2 separate regions of the Homo sapiens genome follow, and region 2 is linked to region 1. Evidence: read pairs that join two places in POLR2A ChIA-PET (ENCODE). Cell type or tissue: GM12878. All regions are shown on one strand. Region 1 overlaps FBRS (fibrosin). Region 2 overlaps RABEP2 (rabaptin, RAB GTPase binding effector protein 2).

Evidence for each region. ChIA-PET counts read pairs that join two places held together with the same protein. Peaks named below come from ENCODE experiments on the same cell type or tissue, not always from the same donor. Only the 100,000 strongest peaks of a DNase experiment are listed, where the experiment ranks them.
Region 2: POLR2A ChIA-PET joins it to region 1 with 6 read pairs; 1 of 35 experiments calls an interaction of 5 or more read pairs at or near these places.

Annotation. Positions count from the first base shown.
Region 1 is chr16:30,663,069-30,668,068 of GRCh38, forward strand. FBRS (fibrosin) reads left to right here. Exons shown (of 18, transcript NM_001105079.3): 7 at 1,147-1,448; 8 at 1,647-1,852; 9 at 1,967-2,011; 10 at 2,238-2,333; 11 at 2,570-2,638; 12 at 3,444-3,473; 13 at 3,851-3,922; 14 at 4,252-4,369; 15 at 4,474-4,554. Among named protein-coding and RNA genes, the nearest start is that of FBRS, 7.1 kb to the left of the region's middle. In GM12878, no CTCF peak of the experiment used is centred here; no DNase peak of the experiment used is centred here; H3K4me3 peaks cover 889 bases.
Region 2 is chr16:28,908,082-28,913,081 of GRCh38, forward strand. RABEP2 (rabaptin, RAB GTPase binding effector protein 2) reads right to left here. Exons shown (of 13, transcript NM_024816.3): 6 at 3,003-3,098; 7 at 2,807-2,905; 8 at 528-683. Among named protein-coding and RNA genes, the nearest start is that of RABEP2, 15 kb to the right of the region's middle. In GM12878, no CTCF peak of the experiment used is centred here; no DNase peak of the experiment used is centred here; H3K27ac peaks cover 1,095 bases.

The DNA.
Region 1 (5,000 bases):
TTGTGTTTGCTGGTGAGAACGTTTTTTCAGGCAGGCAAGTCTGCTCGGAATAGTGTTCTTTGGAACATACTTTGGGAAATGCTGACATGATGGTTAAGAGCGCTGGCTTTGGTGTCAGACCCAGATTCAAATTCTTGCTCTGACGCTTCCTGGCTGTGTGATTTTTGACAAGTCACTTAACCCCTCTGAGCCTCGATTTCCTCTTTCTGTCAAATGGAATGATCATAGTACTTTCATCTTAAAGCTGTTGTGAGGATTAACTACGAGTGAATGCAGTGTTTCCCAAAGTGTGTACATTCAGCGTCAGTGATATATGGGATGATTTCAGGTCTTACGTGAGTAAACTTTAAAAAATAGTCCTGAGTTAGCTTTTGTGAACTTTAGAAAGCTGAGTGTCATGCCTCAGCCCCTTGATTTCACACGCGATTGCTTAGGGGGAGGCTAAGTTAAAAAAAAAAAAAAGGAAATTGAGTTCTTAAAAGAAGCCATTGATGCAGTTCAGATGGTTACTTTGCTGGGCAGCAGTGGGGAAGGTGGCGTGGAATGTTGGAGACTTGGATTAGCTTTTAAAGCAGGTGCCAGCACTTGGCCTACAGCAGGTGCTTGCCACAGGGTAAGAACTATTGACACTTACTATTGATGCTCTATTTTGTCACCGTCATTGTCATTGTTATTATTGAGAAAACTAAGGCTCAGAGAGGGGCAGTGACTTGCTCAAGGTCACCCCGGGCATTCATGGCAAGATGGGCCTAGAATTCAGGTCTCCTGACTCCCAGGCCAGGCCAGTGTGGTGCTGCTTCCACTGTTGTAGGGTGGGACCCCAGGTGGCTTGTTCTAATTAAGCGTCAACATGAATGATCTGTTCTGTGCTGTGGTTGAGTCAGAAAGGGAAAGTCATCTGGCCAGAGATGGCAGAGGCAGCTGCGTGGATGCAGAGACCTAGACAGGGAGAAATAGGGGTTGCTGGGTGTGGGAGGCGCCTCAGTCTGAGAACGGATTCCCTCGGTGGGGGGCGGTCCTGGGGCTGGGTTCTGCCACCTCCCGTGTTGGAGAACCAGGGTCACGGTATCACCCAGGCTTCTGACCCCCTCCCGTCAGAGCTGGCACCTCCCAACCCCTCACTCATCTCCCCACTTCTCTCCCCAGCTCTTCACGGCCGCCCCCCAAGGCCCCGGCCCCTCCCGTGGCTCAGCCTCCCCCCTCATCATCCTCTTCGTCCTCCTCCTCCTCATCTGCCTCCTCCTCGTCCGCGCAGCTCACCCACCGGCCCCCGACGCCCTCACTGCCCCTGCCTTTGTCCACCCACAGCTTTCCCCCTCCCGGGCTGCGGCCCCCCCCACCACCCCACCACCCCTCCTTGTTCTCCCCTGGCCCCACCCTGCCCCCACCCCCACCCCTGCTGCAGGTGCCAGGGCACCCTGGGGCCTCAGCCGCTAACGCCCTTTCTGGTGAGTTTGGGGTCCTGGCCGGGGGGTGGGGGGCCATCACCCCGGGCTCGGGCCCAGTTGGCTTTGGGGCACCTGAGCCTCAGCAGACAGCAGGGCTTGAGGAGGGAGTGGCTCGAGGCCAGAGGGAAGGCAGTCACCTGGGCCCAAGGAGGCTGATGTGGCGACAGCATTAAAGCCTTCTCCCGTCCCCTCCCACAGAGCAGGACCTGATCGGCCAGGACCTGAACTCTCGCTACCTGAATGCCCAGGGTGGCCCTGAGGTGGTGGGGGCAGGGGGCTCGGCCCGGCCCCTGGCCTTCCAGTTCCACCAGCACAACCACCAGCACCAGCACACCCACCAGCACACCCACCAGCACTTCACCCCTTATCCCCCGGGCCTGCTGCCACCCCACGGCCCCCACATGGTGAGCTCCTCATTGGGCTGGCGATGAGGCTCGGAGGCCTCTGGGGAGGGCATGGCTTCTGGGGGAAGGCCCGGGTCCCTGGCTGGCAGCTTACTCTTCCCTTCTCTTCCCTAGTTTGAGAAATATCCAGGAAAGATGGAAGGCCTTTTCCGACATAATGTGAGTGTGTGTGTGCGTGTGCGTATGGGGTGTGTGGTGTGGGCGTGGATGCATCCATGCTTGTGACCCTGACTGCTGGGGTCCAGTCTTCAGCACAAAAGCAAGAGCCTTGAGCCTGGGACAGCTCCCTGGGGGGCTTTAGGGTGGAGGCCCGTGGACTGACGGGCAGGCTGGACTTGGGCTGCGCCTCCACCCCCACCTGTACTAGTCCCCCTTCTCTCCACAGCCGTACACGGCCTTCCCTCCCGCAGTGCCCGGGCTGCCTCCGGGCCTCCCGCCGGCCGTCTCCTTTGGCTCCCTGCAGGGGGCCTTCCAGCCCAAGGTGAGCTCCCAATCCAGACACCACCACCGCCTACCATCTTGACAAACCCAGACACGCCGGGTCCAAGCACCCTTCTCCCATTCCCCAAAGTCGTGCCCATCCTCCTGCCCTGCCCTGCTGCACCCAGTTTTCTCCAAAGCCATGATCCCTCCCTGCCCAGTGTCCCAGCTTGGTTCTGGATCCCTTTGTGCTTGGTGCCAGCTCTCCTGTCTGATCCCTCCACTCCCCTTTCCCAGAGCACGAACCCTGAGCTGCCACCACGACTGGGGCCGGTGCCGAGCGGGCTCTCCCAGAAGGGGACACAGGTGAGGGGGCCAGGGCAGGTCCTGGGGGAGCTGGAAGGTGTGTTGCGGGGAGAACAGAACTGACTTGAGGAGAGTGAACTGCTGATTCCTCCCTTGAATTCACAATCGGGTGTTCCTGGGTGTCTAATAGAGAGGGAATTTCTGTAAATAGCTGGCTTTCCCAGGCATGAGGAATGAGAGTTTCATGAGCTTGTCCCAGAAATAGGATGATTAGGACAATGGTTTTTGTAGTGGTTTTCAAACTTTTTAATAAAGTTACAAAACACTTTTTTTCCAAATGACATCATACCAGGAAGCCCTGTTCGGAAAACAAAAGATAAGCTGCCCCTTGGTGAAGTGAGGAGAGCCAGAGCCTCCCTCCCCTTAGCACTTGCAGCAGTGTAGACCCCAGGGCTGCGGGAACGTTGTGAAACGCACAGGACCAGTTTCCTACAGGGAAGACTAGGCCAGAGGTTTTCCAACTTCCTTCAAAGGCATTTTCCCTAAATAAATCTTAAACAGACCGCTATACTCTAAAGTTGGTAATAGGAGAGCTTCTCTGAGAAACCTGTCCTGCCTGCCCCCTCACCACCCGCAGCCTTCCAGCAGGGCAGCTCCCTGGGGCTTGGTTCAGAAACCTTGTGCTGGAGGAGAGATGCCTAGACTGGGAGAGATGGGGAAAGGAGTTTGGGCCTGAGCAGGAAGGGTTTGAGGGAGTCCCAGTGTCTCAGGCATGTTGGGGGTGAGTGGATGCTGTGGAGATGCGAGGCGCCTGGCCCAGGACTCGGGTCTGAGTCGCCTCCCATCTCTCCTTTGCCATCCCCAGATCCCCGACCATTTCCGGCCACCTTTGAGGGTGAGTTGTGTGAGGACCTCAGGCTGCATGAGGCTGGGGGCTGGTGTTAGCATGTTTGGCTAAGGGGGGTTTTGCTTACAAATAAGTGAGAAGCCCAGAACATGGAGGCAGCCAGATGTGGAACAGCAGAGAGTGAGGGCTTTCAAGTTGCAGACCTGGGCTCGGATGGAACTGGCCATGGGACCTTGGGCAAGGCAGTTGATCTCTCTGAGCCTCAGTTTCCTAGGCTGTAAAATGAACCTAGTCATCCCTTGGTTGTAGGAATGATGAGTAGGGATATTTTGTGGCGAGGCTGGGCCCAGAGCCAGGCCTGGAGTGGATGATGAGTGAACGTTCTTTCCTTCCCTTTCCCTTTGGTCATCCTTCTGGGGCGGCAGAAACCAGGGAAGTGGTGTGCCATGCACGTGCGTGTGGCTTACATGATCCTGAGACACCAGGAGAAAATGAAGGTACTGGGGCCGGAGGGCTGGGGAGAGTGGGTCTCAGAGTCAGGGGAGGACTGAGCTCTGGGCATTGGCCCTCAACAGAGCTCAGCAGAATCTTGGCCAGAAACATTCTCTCCTGTCCCCCATCACTGCTGAACAGTTCTATGGCTGGCACCTTAGTTCTCTGGCTCATTAGGGGGCTGCTCAGAGAAGGCTCCGAGAGAGGCAGAAGATAGGCATCCAGGCCCCATCTGGGTGCCAGCCAGCCTTTGGAGGGGAACCACGGGTGAGAGAGCAAGAGGGGGACCAGACTGGCTCCTCATGTACTGCCCCTCTCCCTGTGTCCCACACAGGGTGACTCCCACAAGCTTGACTTTCGGAATGACCTCCTGCCCTGCCTTCCGGGGCCCTATGGGGCCCTGCCCCCTGGGCAGGAGCTCTCCCACCCGGCCTCCCTCTTCACTGCGACTGGTGAGTCTGGCCAGCCCCCTCGGGCCTGAGGTTCCCTGTCTATAGCCTGAGGCCCAGCTTGTGCCCACTCAGCCTCATCAGAATCTCCCACCTCTCTGCCCCAGGTGCCGTCCACGCTGCAGCCAACCCTTTCACGGCAGCTCCCGGGGCCCACGGACCCTTCCTGAGCCCCAGCACCCACATTGGTAAGAGCCAAGGGCGTGTTGGGCAACCCAGGCTTTGTCCCTGACTTCCAGGAGATGGAAATCAGACCCAGCAGGCAGCTGGAATGCAGGATAGACCTGGTTCCACTTGCTTAGTGACCTTGGGCAGGTTACTCTACCCCCTCTGAGCCTTGATTTCCTCATCTGTAAAATGAGTAGGGAAGGGCAGGGTGACTTCAGTCTCTGCCAGCTGGAGCCCTGTCTCCCAGTAGCCAGTGGCAGGGGCAGTACGCCACCTGGAAGGGGAAGGTGGGGAGGCCATGCTGGCCCAGGGGAGAGCATGGCCACTGACTCCTAGGATCTTGGCAGGCTTCTTGGGGAGGTTTCACCTGGGTTTGGGTGGACAAGGAAGAGTTGAGCCTGGTGGCTTGGAGAAAGGTGTTCCTGGCTGGGGACGTGGTGACATTCCAGTGGCGGGATAGGTTAGT
Region 2 (5,000 bases), 1.8 Mb before region 1:
GAGCCACCGCGCCTAGCCCTGACTAATTTTTTTGTATTTTTAGTAGAGACAGGGTTTTACCGTTGGCCAGGCTGGTCTCAAATTCCTGACCTCAAGTGATCCGCCCGCCTCAGCTTCTCAAAGTGCTAGGATTACAGGTGTGAGCCATCGCGCCTGGCTAATAAGCCATATTATTAAGAAAAAGTTGACAAAGGCTAGGCATAGATCCATGATGGCAGCTTGCTATAAACCAAAGATTATGATAAATTCAATCTTGTGGCTCGCGTGTCACTTAAAAATAGCAAACCAACCAAATGACTGCTTCCTTCCTGCCAAGCATTCTGTTAATTCATTTTCTTTTGATGCCAATGCTGGAAAGCATGTATGGTTCCATTTCTCAGATGAGGAAACTGAGCCTTAGAGAAGGCAAATGAGTTAGCCAAGCAAATACACAGCACCCTGGCTGGTCGTGACCAACGCTCTGCCCTGCCTGGGAAGAAGGGGCCCTCACGGTGGCTCCAGGCTCTCAGTGCCCACACTCAGCTTACTGGCACAGAGCTGGGCAGTGATTCCTCCTCGCCCTGCTCCTGCTGCGAGCCCTGGGGGGCTGAGGATGGCAGCTGCTCGGCCCGGAGCCCTTGGTTTTCCTCATTCAACCGCTTTACCTCATGGTGCAGGCACTTGTGGGTGGTGACCAGCTCCGCCTATGGACAGACAGTTAGTATAAGGCAATGAAGAGGACAGGGCGTCTCCAGTCCCTAGGAGGCCAAACCTCCTTGAACCCTCCTCCCAGACTGACAGCAAGAGAGCCCATACCCTCTCTGTTCCTAAGCAAGGAAGGAGCACTTTTTGCTACCAAGCTCTTCAGACACCTCTGTCCCTGCTAACACGCAGATTACAGGCTGCTGCCAGGGCCCAAGCCAGATATTTTACTTGGTCTATATATATATATATATATATATACACATACACACACACACACACAAATATTTAAATATATATAAATTTAAATTTTAAAAAATATATATTTTTTTGAGACAGAGTCTCCCTCTGTCACTCAGGCTGGAGTGCAATAGAGTGATCTCGGCTCACTGCAACCTCCGCCTCCCGGGTTCAAGCGATTCTCCTGCCTCAGCCTCCCAAGTAGCTGGAATTACAGGCGCCCACCATCACGCCTGGCTAATATTTGTACTTTTAGTAGAGACGGGGTTTCACCATGTTGGTCAGGTTGGTCTCAAACTCTTGACCTCAGATGATCCACCTGTCTTGGCCTCCCAAAGTGCTGGGATTACAGGTGTGAGCCACCGTGCCCGGCCCATATATATTTTTAAAACCTTAAAGTAGTTGCCAATTCTAAAAATTAAGAGACAAGCCAGGCGTGGTGCCACACACCTATAACCCTGGCTATGGGGGAGGCCAAGGTGGGAGGGTCACTTGAGGCCAGGAGTTTGAGACCAGCCTGGGCAACATAGTGAGACCCCGACTCTACAAAAAAATTTACAAATTAGCTGGGCATGGTGGTGTGAGCCTGTAGTCCCAGCTACTCAGGAGGGTGAGGCTGCAGGATTGCTTGAGCCCAGAAAGTTGAGGCTTCAGTGAGCTCTGATTGCACCACTGCACTCCAGCCTGGCCAGCCTGAGCGACAGAGCAACACACCATTTCTTAAAAAAAAAAAAACAGGAGGCCGGGCTCAGTGGCTTACGCCTGTAATCCCAGCACTTTGGGAGGCCGAGACGGGTGGATCACGAGGTCAGGAGATCGAGACCATCCTGGCTAACACGGTGAAACCCCGTCTCTACTAAAAATACAAAAAAAAATATTAACCGGGCGTGGTGGCAGGCACCTGTAGTCTCAGCTACTCGGGAGGCTGAGGCAGGAGAATGGCGTGAATCTGGGAGGCAGAGCTTGCAGTGAGCCGAGATCGTGCCACTGCACTCCAGCCTGGGTGAAAGAGCGAGACTCCGTCTCAAAAAAAAAAAAAAAAAAAAAAATAGGAGACAATACACAAATATTCATATTTTTGGTTTCTCTTGAAAAATCAGAAAATCTGGCAGCAGGGAACCTGTGTTCCTAGGTGGCCACAGTCAGCAAAGCCCAGAGGCAGGAGCCCCTTGCAGGGGCCTCTGGTTCCAGGCCGCCTACTGCCCTCCTACCCTCCTGCCCTACACCTGGCCCTGTTCAATCACGTATGTCTCCTCCCCAGTCTTTGTCAGTATCTGATTTGCTTTTTTTTTTTTTTTTTCTTTGAGACAGTTTTGCTTTCACCCAGGCTGAAGTGCAATGGCGTGATCTCGGCTCACTACAACCTCTGTCCCCTGGGTTCAAGCGATTATCCTGCCCAGCCAAGTAGCTGGGATTATAGGCGCCCACCACCATGCCCGGCTAATTTTTGTATTCTTAGTAGAGATGGGGTTTCCCTGTGTTGGCTAGGCTCGAACTCCTGACCTCAGGTGATCCAACCGCCTAGGCCTCCCAAAGTGCTAGGATTACAGGTATGAGTCACCTCGCCCAGTCAGATTTGATTTTAATCCTCATGACTCTGCAAACTAGGGCCCATTATGTCAGTTTTATAGATGGTGAGGCAGAGGCTGGGAGTCTGGGATTAGCTCAAGATCAAACAGCTCTGTGTGGCTGCAGGGGCCCTGTTCTGGCCACGGCACCAGCTGCCCCAAAACCCTCTTACCTACCTGGCACCGGTTCCAGGGTGTGGCCTGAGCAGCTGGGGACAGGACAGGTTCCTTGACTTCCCACGTGCCCCCTTCCACCACGTGCAACTGATTCCTGCTGGACTCCTCGCCCTCCTGCCCTAGGGCCCCCAGGTACTCACCATCTGCAGCTGCACCCGCTCCTGGGCCTGGCTCACGGTCCCTTGCAGGGTCCGCAGCAGCTGCTCTGAGTTCTGGACCTGGGCCAGGAGCACCTGCATCTGGGTTGGAGGGAGGGCGAAAGTGAGGGCAAGGGCATGTCAGGGGGCGGCAGGTAGCCAGAGGCCGGCTGGGGCTGCAGCAGCGGCAGGGACCCACCTGCTTGGCACAGTCCTCATTGCTCCGTCTCAGGCCCTCTTGGAGCTCGTCCCGCTCGCGACTGACGCTCTCCAGGTCCTTCTGCAGCTGTCGGCCCTGCCACAGACCCTGCCTTCAGCCTGCATCTCCCAGGAACTTGGCCCCCCTCACCACACTTCTCGTGGCCCACCTCTGCAGGGAGGTGCCCTCATCCACACAGTCCGTCAAATTACAGGCCCAGCCATCCATTCTCTTCCCTTCACTCCCCACCCATCAGCAGGCCCTGCCAGGTCCACCTCCAAAGTGGATTCCACAGGACTGGGTGGAGTGGGGTCACGCCTGTAATCCCAGCACTTTGGAAGGCCGAGGCGGGTGGATCATTTGAGGTCAGGAGTTCAAAACCAGCCTGGCCAACATGGTAAAACCCTGTCTCTACTAAAAATACAAAAAATTAGCCGGGCGTGGTGGCGGGACACCTGTAATCTCAGCTACTCGGGAAACTGAGGCAGGAGATTCACTTAAACCCAGGAAGCAGAGGTTGCAGTGAGCAGTGAGCAGAGGTTGCCGTGAGTGAGATTCCGTCTCAAAAAAGAGAAAAAAAAAAAAAAAACAGGGCCAGGCATGGTGGCTCATGCCTATAATCCCACCACTTTGGGAGGCTGAGGTGGGTGGTCAGGAGTTCAAGACCAGCCTGACCAATATGGTGAAACCTTGTCTCTACTAAAAATACAAAAAAAGTAGTTGGACGTGGTGGCGGGCCCCTGTAATCCCAGCTACTGGGGAGGCTGAGGCAGGAGAATCGCTTGAACCTGAAAGACAGAGGTTGCAGTGAGCCAAGATCAGGCCACTGCACTCCAGCCTGGGTGACAGGACAGGACTCCATCTTAAAAAAAGTGGATTCCAGCCGGGCATGGTGGCTCGCACCTGTAATCCCAGCACTTTGGGAGGCCGAGGTGGGCGGATCACGAGGTCAGGAGATCGAGACCATCCTGGCTAACATGGTGAAACCCCGTCTCTACTATAAACACAAAAAATTAGCCAGGTGTGGTGGCAGGCGCCTGTAGTCCCAGCTACTCGGAAGGCTGAGGCAGGAGTATGGCATGAACCCGGTAGGTGGAGCTAGCAGTGAGCCGAGAACCACACCACTGCACTCCAGCCTGGGTGACACAGCGAGACTCCATCTCAAAAAAAAAAAAAGTGGATTCCACATCCACCCATTTCTTCCTGTCTCTGCGGCCATCCCCTGGTCCAAGGTACCACCTTCCTGTACACCACAGTCCCAGCCTCTCAGCTTCTCCTGTGTCCCCTACCCCAACACAGCCCCAAGTAAGCTTTCTTTCTTTCTTTTTTTTTTTTTTTTTTTTGAGATGGGGTCTCACTCTGTGACCCAGGCTGGAGTGCAGTGGCGCACGATCTCAGCTCACTGCAGCATCGACCTCCTGGGCTCAAGCAATCCTCTCATCTCAACCTCTCGAAGTAGCCTGGATCATAGGCATGTGCCACTGTGCCCAGCTACTTTTTTGTGTTTTTTTGTAGGACAGGGTTTCATCATGTTGCCCAGGCTGGTCTCAAACTCCTGGGCTCCAGCATTCTGCCCGCTTCAGTGTCCCAAAGTGCTGAGATTACACGCGTGAGCCACTGCACCTGGCCCCAAGTGAGCTTTTGAAAGCCTGGAGCCGGGAGGCTTCTCCGTTGCTTAACCCTGCAGGTGCTTCCCACGTCTCCTAAGACGCACAATGCACAACAGGCCCCCGAGGTCGGACTCATGTGGCCCTGCCTTTCTTTCTGGTCTCCTCTTCTCTCCTCCCCGGTGGCCTTCCTGTTCCTCAGACACACTGTGGTCTCTCCATCCTCAGGGCCTTCGAACTCACAGTTCCTTGTGCCCCGGTTTTTTTTTCTCTTTTTTTTTGAGACACAGTTTCTCTCTGCTTCTCTTCTTGCCCGGGCTGGAGTGCAATGGCGCGATCTCGGCTTACCACAACTTCTGCCTCCTGGGTTCAAGCGATTCTCCTGCCTCAG